Regions from separate parts of the Homo sapiens genome. Here regions 1 and 3 are each linked to region 2. A link is a contact called in ENCODE Hi-C or POLR2A ChIA-PET data. All regions are on one chromosome and are shown on one strand. Each heading gives the region's core, a stretch centred on a gene start or an enhancer-like site at or near the end of the contact. The rest is flanking DNA. Distances are from core to core; before and after follow the strand shown. Region 1 overlaps LAMA3 (laminin subunit alpha 3). Region 2 holds the start of CABYR (calcium binding tyrosine phosphorylation regulated). Region 3 holds the start of OSBPL1A (oxysterol binding protein like 1A).

Region 1 (2,874 bases), core at 66-2,565, 280 kb after region 2:
TTGCAATTGCAGGGAACACACTCAGGAAAGCGGTAAAACCCGGAAGCACATCGGTCACACTGCCGCCCTGTGATTCTGGGCTTGCATCTGTACACAAAGTAAAGGAAGCAAAAATCATCATCTTTGTACACACAATTTTAAAGTGCTCACTTACACTATAGTGGACTAATTGGTGTGCAAAGCCAGTTAAATAGATACAATGCCTGCTTATAGTCCAAGGCAGAATGGAGAGAGGCAGATAAAAGGCACTTACAGAATGTAGGTCATTGACCAATGGCCATTGTGGATGGTCATGGATGACCGTCGTAGATGGGTCAGGCTTAGCACTAGGTGTTGAGGGCGCAAGAAGGGACATGGCCCCCGAGCCTGGAGGGCTCCCGCAGATGGCCCATAAGTGGAAATGATGACAACCTACACAGAATCTAACTGAGGTTCAGAGGAGTAGCAGGTGACAAGTTTCCCTGGGGGAAATGACTCCTGACCTGAGCTTTAAAGGGCAGAGTCATAGGGTAGAAGTTGGGATGCGCATTCCAGACAGAAGGAACAGAGCGGGAGATCACTCAGTGTGTACAGGGAACAACACAAGCATGGTGCTGCTGGGGCAGATGTCCAGGCAGGGAATGCTGCCCCATGGCCTGAGGAGGTAGGTGGTGTCAGATCATCAGGACAGAGGGGCTGGACACGGCAGCACAGCGCAGTAGCTGAGACCTGTGCATGCAAGGCTGCAGTTCTAATCCAGCTCTGACCATATGAGACACACCATCTTAGCAAGTTCTTTAACTTCCCAAAGCCTGCTTTTCATACCTATGAGGGACAGAACACGGTAGCTGCTGCCTCCTGGGATTGCTGGGAACCCATGAGGCAGTGCATGCAAAATTTCATCCCAGTGCCTGGCACTTGGCAAGTTACAAACAAGGCAACATGAACAGCTGTTAAGGAGGAGAGGGTGTGGTTGGACTTGTGTGAAGGATGGAGCCCAGAGGGTGAATTCCAGCAGCAGCAGCAGCAGGATGTCAAGTCAGGAGAGAGACTGGGGGCTAACCTAGGGCAAAGGTATCCAGATGGGGAGGAGGGATGGGCTCCCAAACTATTTTGGGGTGAGGTTTCTGGGAACTGTAAGATTCTGGATGAGGAGTAGAGGAAAGAAGAGAAGACAAGGAAGACTCCCAATTTCCCTGCTTGGGTGACAGAGTGGATCTTAATGTCCCTTGTTACCTGCAAGGGCCAGAGCTCAGAGGAAAGCACAGTGGGGGGTGGGAGGGTCACTCTGAGTCATCCACCCTCAACCATCTGCAGGTCCTTTTAACTGAAGATCCGGGCAGACAAGAAAACACAAACAGCTGAGCAGAGGCAGAAAAGCAGTGGGCTATGGCTGTGCCTGGAGAACCCAGAACTCGAGGTTGGAGAGGGGAAGAGAAAGTGCCGCGAGCCCTGGGGAGCCAAGCACTGCATTCAGAGCTGGGATCTACCTACACACTGATTCTCTTCTGTGGGACTAAGGGAAGTATTAGAAATACATTTTTATTGGCATATAGGCAATAACACTTTATTGTTCAATTACTACCAAATGTAGGCCATCACCTATCTCCTAATACCTGTGAAAATATCTTACCCCAGTGACCATCCTAAAAAAGTTAAATACGACTCTTCATATCCCATTAAGTTTCTCTTTGGCAAATATCTGCTTATTTCCCTTTGGCAAATATCTGCTTATAAAGGATTTTGTATGTGATTAAGAACATAAACTTGGAACCAGGTAACCTGCTTTGAATCCCAACTCTACCACTTACTGGACCTTGGGCAAATTGGTCACTTTACAACCAAGTTTCTTCATCTGTAAAAATGGAGGTAACAATATCTACTTCACAGGATTGTCGTGAGGATTAAATATTACATGTAAAAACCTTACAGGAGTTGCTTGCACACACGTAAGTATTTGCTATTACTATTCTAGCTGTGACATGGGCTAAGGGGAGGAGACGGTGCCTTTCTGTCCACTCGGCACAACTAAAAGGACCAACTCAGCATTACTTGCAAGACCTCCTGGCAAGTTGCATCTTTCAGCCCCATCCCTCTCACCTCTCCCTACTCGATACCTGCAGAAATGATTCCATAAGGAAGTAGCCTCAAAACCACACTTAGAGTAATGTAGGTATAGAGTGTAAATGTTCTGCTTGAAGTGGATGGCTCTAGTGCAGTGGATTGTAAACTCTGGGAGAGGATCGGAGACGCTTTTGGAAAGCTGGGTAAACTATGGGCCATATTCTCAGAAAAGTGTCCACTAAACTCACAGAAAGACTCATTCTCATATACACACAATTTTGCATTCTCTTATCAGAGGGCTCCTGGCCCCAGGTTAATAACAACTGCTCTCTTCTTGTGACCCTCGGACTAAATGTAATCAGGCAGTCTGGCAAAAATGTAAAGCCTGTTCTCAGCTGATTCCTTATTTCTGGAGAGACAGCGAGTGTGGAGCACAAGGACTCTGGTGGTCTAGAGACCGGAAAGAAGAGAGAGCAGATGACCCCTCCCAAAATAAAAGCCATCAGAGAGAGAAGCCTCAGAACAGAAGAGGGCCATTGGAGATGGCCCGACGTAGGCTGGGTGAACCTTGCTTCTCTTTTCCTGGCAGTGAAGGAAAGAACACCACGCACAGAGGGACAGTGTTGCCATGAAGTGCCAACCTGGCAGACTGGCATCCCAAGGTCTGAACGTTTCTTTTAGCAAACATGCGGGGCTTCTGGCCAAGGGTGAATTAATAAGATGCTGGTGGTAGGTGAGCAACTCACACACTGAACGCCATTGGTGGGCACAACTCAGAGTGTCCCCTGAGCAAGTGATCTGGGCAGGGACCTGGAAAGTGAGGTCACGCAG
Region 2 (2,827 bases), core at 3-2,502:
TTGATACATACTCATATATATCATATGTCTAATTTTCTTTAAGTACCCAAAGTGAGTAGATAGACCGTTTTGAAAGTGGCTCCCAGAGGCCGGGCGCGGTGGCTCACGCCTGTAATCCCAGCACTTTGGGAGGCCGAGTCGGGCGGATCACGAGGCGAGGTCAGGAGATGGAGACCATCCTGGCTAACACGGTGAAACCCCGTCTCTACTAAAACAAAAAATCAGCCGGGCGTGGTGGCGGGTGCCTGTAGTCCCAGCTACTCGGGAGGCTGAGGCAGGAGAATGGCGTGAATCCGGGAGGCGGAGCTGACAGCCGAGATCGCGCCACTGCACTCCAGCCTGGGTGACACAGCTAGAGTCCGTCTCAAAAAAAAAAAAAAAGAATAAAAAAGAAAGTGGCTCCCAGAAACCATGATGGCGCCAACAACCTTTCAGGAGGCAGTTAGCAGTTGGTGCTACCAAAGGTGGGGACAGCGGCCATGCACTCCATGATCCCCCGTCCCACTAGTTCTCACCCCGACTTTGGGAACGTGTGGGGCCAGGGACGCTAAACGTCCTACAGTTCAGTTCCCCACAAAGAACTGTCCTAAGCAAGCTGAGAAAAGTCAACGGGTAAAATTGTCACAAACACTATTAGGGTTATTTAAAAGCGACAGCTTAATAATTCTTCCCAGATCTCTCCTATCACCAATACTGGTCCACCACTGGCGGAATTTAAATCCTGCCCCGCCCAACTGTAAACGTCCATGCGCCCACTACCACAAGGGTAACGCCTTAAGCGAGAAATACGATGCCTTTCAGGATGCCAGCGGGGACTTCGGAGCCATAGGTAACCGCACTCCCCGACCTCTCCCTAAAGAACCTCCGGGATGTGGGCCCCCGCTGTGTCAGTGCTCGTTTTGCGCTAGGTCTGTTTGGGAGAGACGGGAGTGAAATGTAGGAGGCTGGGCGTGCTCACATCGCCTGGACTTGTCCAAGAGAGGCGGGCGACGGACCCACCGAGGCCTCAGATTCGGCAGCTGGCCGTCTGGTCGCCGCACTCCCCGGTGTGGGCCGGGGCCGCCCCACAGGCCCCCCACCCCCGACTCTGAGGACCCTCCGCCTGCCCCGACGACCTCTCCCACTGCGAGAGACTCCCTGAGACATAATGGTCTCCGAGGCCGCAGGGTGCGCCTTTTCTCCAGATTCTCCCCACCTGCTTTCCGGCCGCGCTCTTAAGAGCTTCCTCGTTGCCCCCTTGCCGGCGGCTCCTGAGGAGACTTGGCGCTTGCGAGCGTTTTTATAGCCCCGCAGGCATCGGGGCGTGCATCACGAAGCTCCGCATCACAAAGCTCCGCACCACTCAAGGAGGCGGGGCCACAGCGGCCGCAGCCAATGGGGAGCCGAAAGCGACAAAGGCCATGATTTGGCCGGCGAGGGAGACTTATTTCCCCTTTTCTGGCTAAATCTGAACGGATTTAGGTGATTTCCCAACAAATAGCCAGGAGTAGCTCAAAGCGACTGCCTCTCCGTCTTTGGTCGTTGAGCTTAAAATTAGAGCTCGTTTGGAAAGAAAGTAAGAGATTTATGGCAGTGCTGTCTTGTCACTGCCTCGCCATTCCACACATTGCTCCTGGCCCCATAAACTATAGCTCTCTTCGGTCACCTTTAGGAATAATAATTTCTGCCACGTTGTAGACACACAGTGAATAATTGTATGCAACAGAGCACTTTTTCTTTTGTGAAACTCGCCTGTGGAATGGGAGTTCAGCATGAATCCAGAAACTTCCTGTTTCTCCACAGTTGAGATCAGACACCAACTATCCCCACAAAGCACACCGTCAGCAACAAGTCAAGGTGTTACTGTGTGTAACTTCAGCTCAATTTTACCAAACTAAAGGAATACTGCTTCATTTAAAAACGCCCACTCTGCCGGGCACGGTGGCTCACGCCTGTAATCCCAGCACTTTCGGAGGCCGAGGCGGGTGGATCACGAGGTCAGGAGTTCAAGACCAGCCTGGCCAAGATGGTGAAACCCTGTCTCTACTAAAAATACAAAATATTAGCCGGTCGTGGTGGTGGGTGCCTGTAATCCCAGCTACTCTGGAGGTTGAGGCAGAGAATTGCTTGAACCTGGGAGGCGGAGGTTGCAGTGAGCCCAGATCACACCACTGCACTCCAGCCTGGGCTACTGAGCGAGACTCCGTCTCAAAAAAACAAAAAACAAAACAAAAAAAACAAAAAAACGCCCACTCTCTGCTCTTTCACTCATTTAGGCTCAGGTATTTGGGCTGGGCTCTAAATAACACCATAATCATGATTATCAGAGTACAAGCAGCCTTAATTTTGATCCATCTTCAAATGTTTAAAAAGCAACTACTTTAAACCAAAGAGCATCGCCAGGGCAGATATCTGACCAAAAACAAAACAAAACAAAACAAAAACCAAACCAAAATAAAACAAAACCCTATTTTTTAATTCAGAAAAAATTAGGGCTTCCAGAGCACTTTGCAATAAAAGCAATGTTAAGGCCTCAGTCAGCATTATCTGGTGCCATTCATTAATCCACTTAATAATTATTTTACTGAGTGCCAGGAAAGCTCCCTCTTCTCGGGAAGTTTACATACTTAAAAAGGGAGAATTAGCGAGACTCCGTCTCACAAAACAAAACAAAAAAAAGGGAGAAATGCTTTTAGACTGAGTATGTTGGTGGGTCTGCAGATATTTTTCATCCTTCATCACTTGCCTCCAGCACCACTTTGGTAATGTAAATAAAAGTGAGATGAGGCTGTCATGATTTCTGATAGCTTGGTTTATAACACATTTAGGTGTCAGAGACATAATGAAC
Region 3 (2,716 bases), core at 217-2,716, 260 kb before region 2:
CACTGCACAAGAGTAAAACTCCATCTCAAAAAAAAAAAAAAAGATGGTTCAATATCCTTAGATAGTAAGCCCTGAGGTTTCTTCTTTTCCAGACAAATACAGCTGCTTTAGTTACCACACATTTTGCAGTTGAAGTATTGTGCTAGTAAAGTGCCTGCTTTGTTAATAAAAGATGATGCCAGCCTGAGATACACCAGCAGGATTGCTTGTGGTATCCAAAAACATCATTTCAAAAGATCTGCCATATGCTGTTTCACACATATCACAATGACCAAAAGGGCCTATTATAGGTTCTCAATACATGCTTCTAGACTTGATGGAAAAACTACAGTCCTTTTAAAAATGATACCTATTTATTACTTTTTCATTGCAAAAGAACATGTTCATTAAATACATTTAGAAAATTCAGGAAAGCAGAAATCAGTTTTCGTATGCTCGTAATTTCCTGTCTTTTTAGTTATGCAGAAATGCTTTTAAAAAGCAAAGCTGTGGCCTGCAGGGGTGACTCACGCCTGTAATCCCAACACTTTGGGAGGCCCAGGAGTTGGAGACCAGCCTGGGCAACATAGGGAGAGTCTGTCTCTACTAAAAATACAAAACTTGTCCGGGCGCGGCAGGGCGCGCCTGTAGTCCCAGTCCCTTGATTACCCGCCTGTAGTCCAGCTGAGGCCGGAGGATCGCTTGAACCCAGAAGACGATGCTGCAGTGAGCCGAGATCGCGCCACTACACTCCAGCTTGGGAGACAGAGTGAGACCTTGCCTCAAAAAAAGAAAAAAACAAAAACGGTGGAATTATACTAGAGTTTGAACCTTCACGTTATAGACTATTTGCTAACTCCTCTAGCTAGACGCCTTGTGCATGGAATCTGGAGGAGAGGAGGTGAGGAAATTTTGTAAATCCTTGTCTCACGCATATCTATTCTATAATGGTTACACCTGTATGGCATTTTAAGCGCTTCCTTTCACAGGTGAAAGTAAAAGGAGGTGTTTTTTTGTAAATTGTCTAATTTACATTGCCAATTAAGTTCCCACGGGTCGAGTTGCAGCCAAAGCAAAAAAGAAAAAAATCTGGGCAGCTGGATAACCTATTGCTTAATGACAGACTTCAGACTATTAACCCAGGACTTATATTTTGCCTGGGGACGCGAGTCTTCCACTGGCTCACACGGGCGGTTCCTTGTAGTCTCCGGGTAAGGCCTGCCACTTCTTCCCTCGGGGTGTGGTGGGAGGAGCGCGAAGGCTTTACGCGTCCCTAGTAGCTGGCAAAACCTGGAACCAGCGCCGGTGGCCCAGGCGGGACAGGAGCGGGCCGGGGGCGTGGGCAGGCCAGGCAGGGGCGGGGAGTGGGCGGGGAACGGGCGTGTCCCCGCTGCGGTCACGTGTCGGGAGGGATGCCAGCTCGCCAGGAGGATGCGCGTTCCAGGGGCGGGCTGCGGGGAGGGGCGGCGCCACCTCGCGCTCCGCCGTGGTCCCGGCGCCGGGTCCCGGAGACAGACGTTACGCGGGCTCGAGCGTCCTCGGGGAGTGCCAGCCAGAGTTGGTGACGACCACTTCCTCGACGTGGGGCGGGCGGACGGGAAGCCTGGGGTCGTGGCCACCGCCTCGGGAGCTCTGGGAGCCCGGGTGACCGCGTAGGTCAGTTTCTCGCGGCTGTCCACGCCTGGAGTTCGAGGCCGGTTCCCGCGCTGACGGGTTCCCGCCGGGCTGCGCTCGGGAGGTCTGTCCGCGCCTGGTTGGGGGTGGGCGCTCCCGTCCCGGGCGTCTCAGAGGATGGTCGGGTCGTGGCGCGGCGACGCAGGGCTGCAGCCGAGCTCGGCTTCCCGGCGGCCGCTGGCTGCTCCAGCGCTGCAGGAAGTTAGGCGTTAAAAGTAACAAGATGTTGGCGTTTGTTGCACTTCCCACTCGGGTGCCACGACCATGCTGGTGCCGCATGCATCCCCTACCAGATCTTCAGCTGCGTGCCTTCTCGGTACTTTCGTGTGTCCATGTGACTTTTTAATTTCCTCCTAACAAGAGGAGGATTGATGCACAATGGAAGTCACGCATTGTTCATGTGACCGTTTCCCAATGTACCGCGTGGTCGGTTCTACAAGCATGAACGAATATCCAAGGGAGATTCTGAAACTGAATGAGAGCGCAGCTGCACAATAGACTTTAACAATTCACTTATCCCGCTGCCCTAATGATTGGCAGGAGGCATTGAAAAGGGTTATTCTGATTTAGTATTAGTTTTCAGTTCAAGTTGTCGTTTTTAGGCAGACGGTATTGTGAAATGGAACTGTGGGCAGTGTGATATTCTTAGCTTAAATAAGGTTGCTTGAATGTTGCAAATGTGGCTATTAGGTGTCTGTGAATAGTTAATAATATAATTAAATCAGCTTTAAAATCGGTGATGTGTTTTCCCTGAAAACTTCAGTCTTTGCCCTGTAATAGGTGCATTCTGGATTTGGAGTTTGGAACCTCCTCACCTCTTTACTCAGCATCTGGGAAATAATTTGCAGATTCGTTTTGAGGGGTAGAAGTATTTGCAGTCTAACCCCGATACAATGAATTTTTTGCAGCAGTTTGATAGGTATAAATTCTGAACCACCCCCCTCCCTCCCCACCCCAAGCTGGAATTGTGAAGATTTCTTAATTACAGCATAGTAACAAAATCCACCTTTTAATTCCCTAATTCTAAACCACTAGGTGGGCTTTGTCTACAGTTTATAGGGGG

What was found. A loop is a pair of places that touch in the nucleus more often than their neighbours do. ChIA-PET counts read pairs that join two places held with the same protein, here RNA polymerase II (POLR2A). Pooled maps may share reads with other maps.
Region 1: POLR2A ChIA-PET joins it to region 2 with 12 read pairs in AG04449. The contact joins the enhancer-like site here to the promoter of CABYR in region 2. POLR2A ChIA-PET finds 5 or more read pairs at or near these places in 5 of 52 experiments (AG04449, AG04450, H1 and 2 more).
Region 3: a loop to region 2 is called in a pooled map, with 6 times the contacts of the local background. The contact joins the promoter of OSBPL1A here to the promoter of CABYR in region 2. A Hi-C loop is called at or near these places in 6 of 50 pooled maps. POLR2A ChIA-PET finds 5 or more read pairs at or near these places in 11 of 52 experiments (A549, A673, AG04449 and 7 more).

The regions. Positions count from the first base shown.
Region 1 is chr18:23,855,057-23,857,930 of GRCh38, reverse strand. LAMA3 (laminin subunit alpha 3) reads right to left here. Exons shown (of 75, transcript NM_198129.4): 33 at 1-87. Among named protein-coding and RNA genes, the nearest start is that of LINC02958, 130 kb to the left of the region's middle. Within about 2 kb of position 1,315, at least 2 of the 41 ENCODE cell types and tissues checked have a DNase peak (open chromatin) inside an H3K27ac peak, as active enhancers do.
Region 2 is chr18:24,137,487-24,140,313 of GRCh38, reverse strand. CABYR (calcium binding tyrosine phosphorylation regulated) reads right to left here and starts at 1,252. Exons shown (of 6, transcript NM_153769.3): 1 at 1,196-1,252. RefSeq lists an enhancer at 1,608-1,667.
Region 3 is chr18:24,396,574-24,399,289 of GRCh38, reverse strand. OSBPL1A (oxysterol binding protein like 1A) reads left to right here and starts at 1,466. Exons shown (of 28, transcript NM_080597.4): 1 at 1,466-1,635. The region is part of intron 2 of LOC124904268 (a long non-coding RNA gene); the gene reads right to left. RefSeq lists a silencer at 1,403-1,532.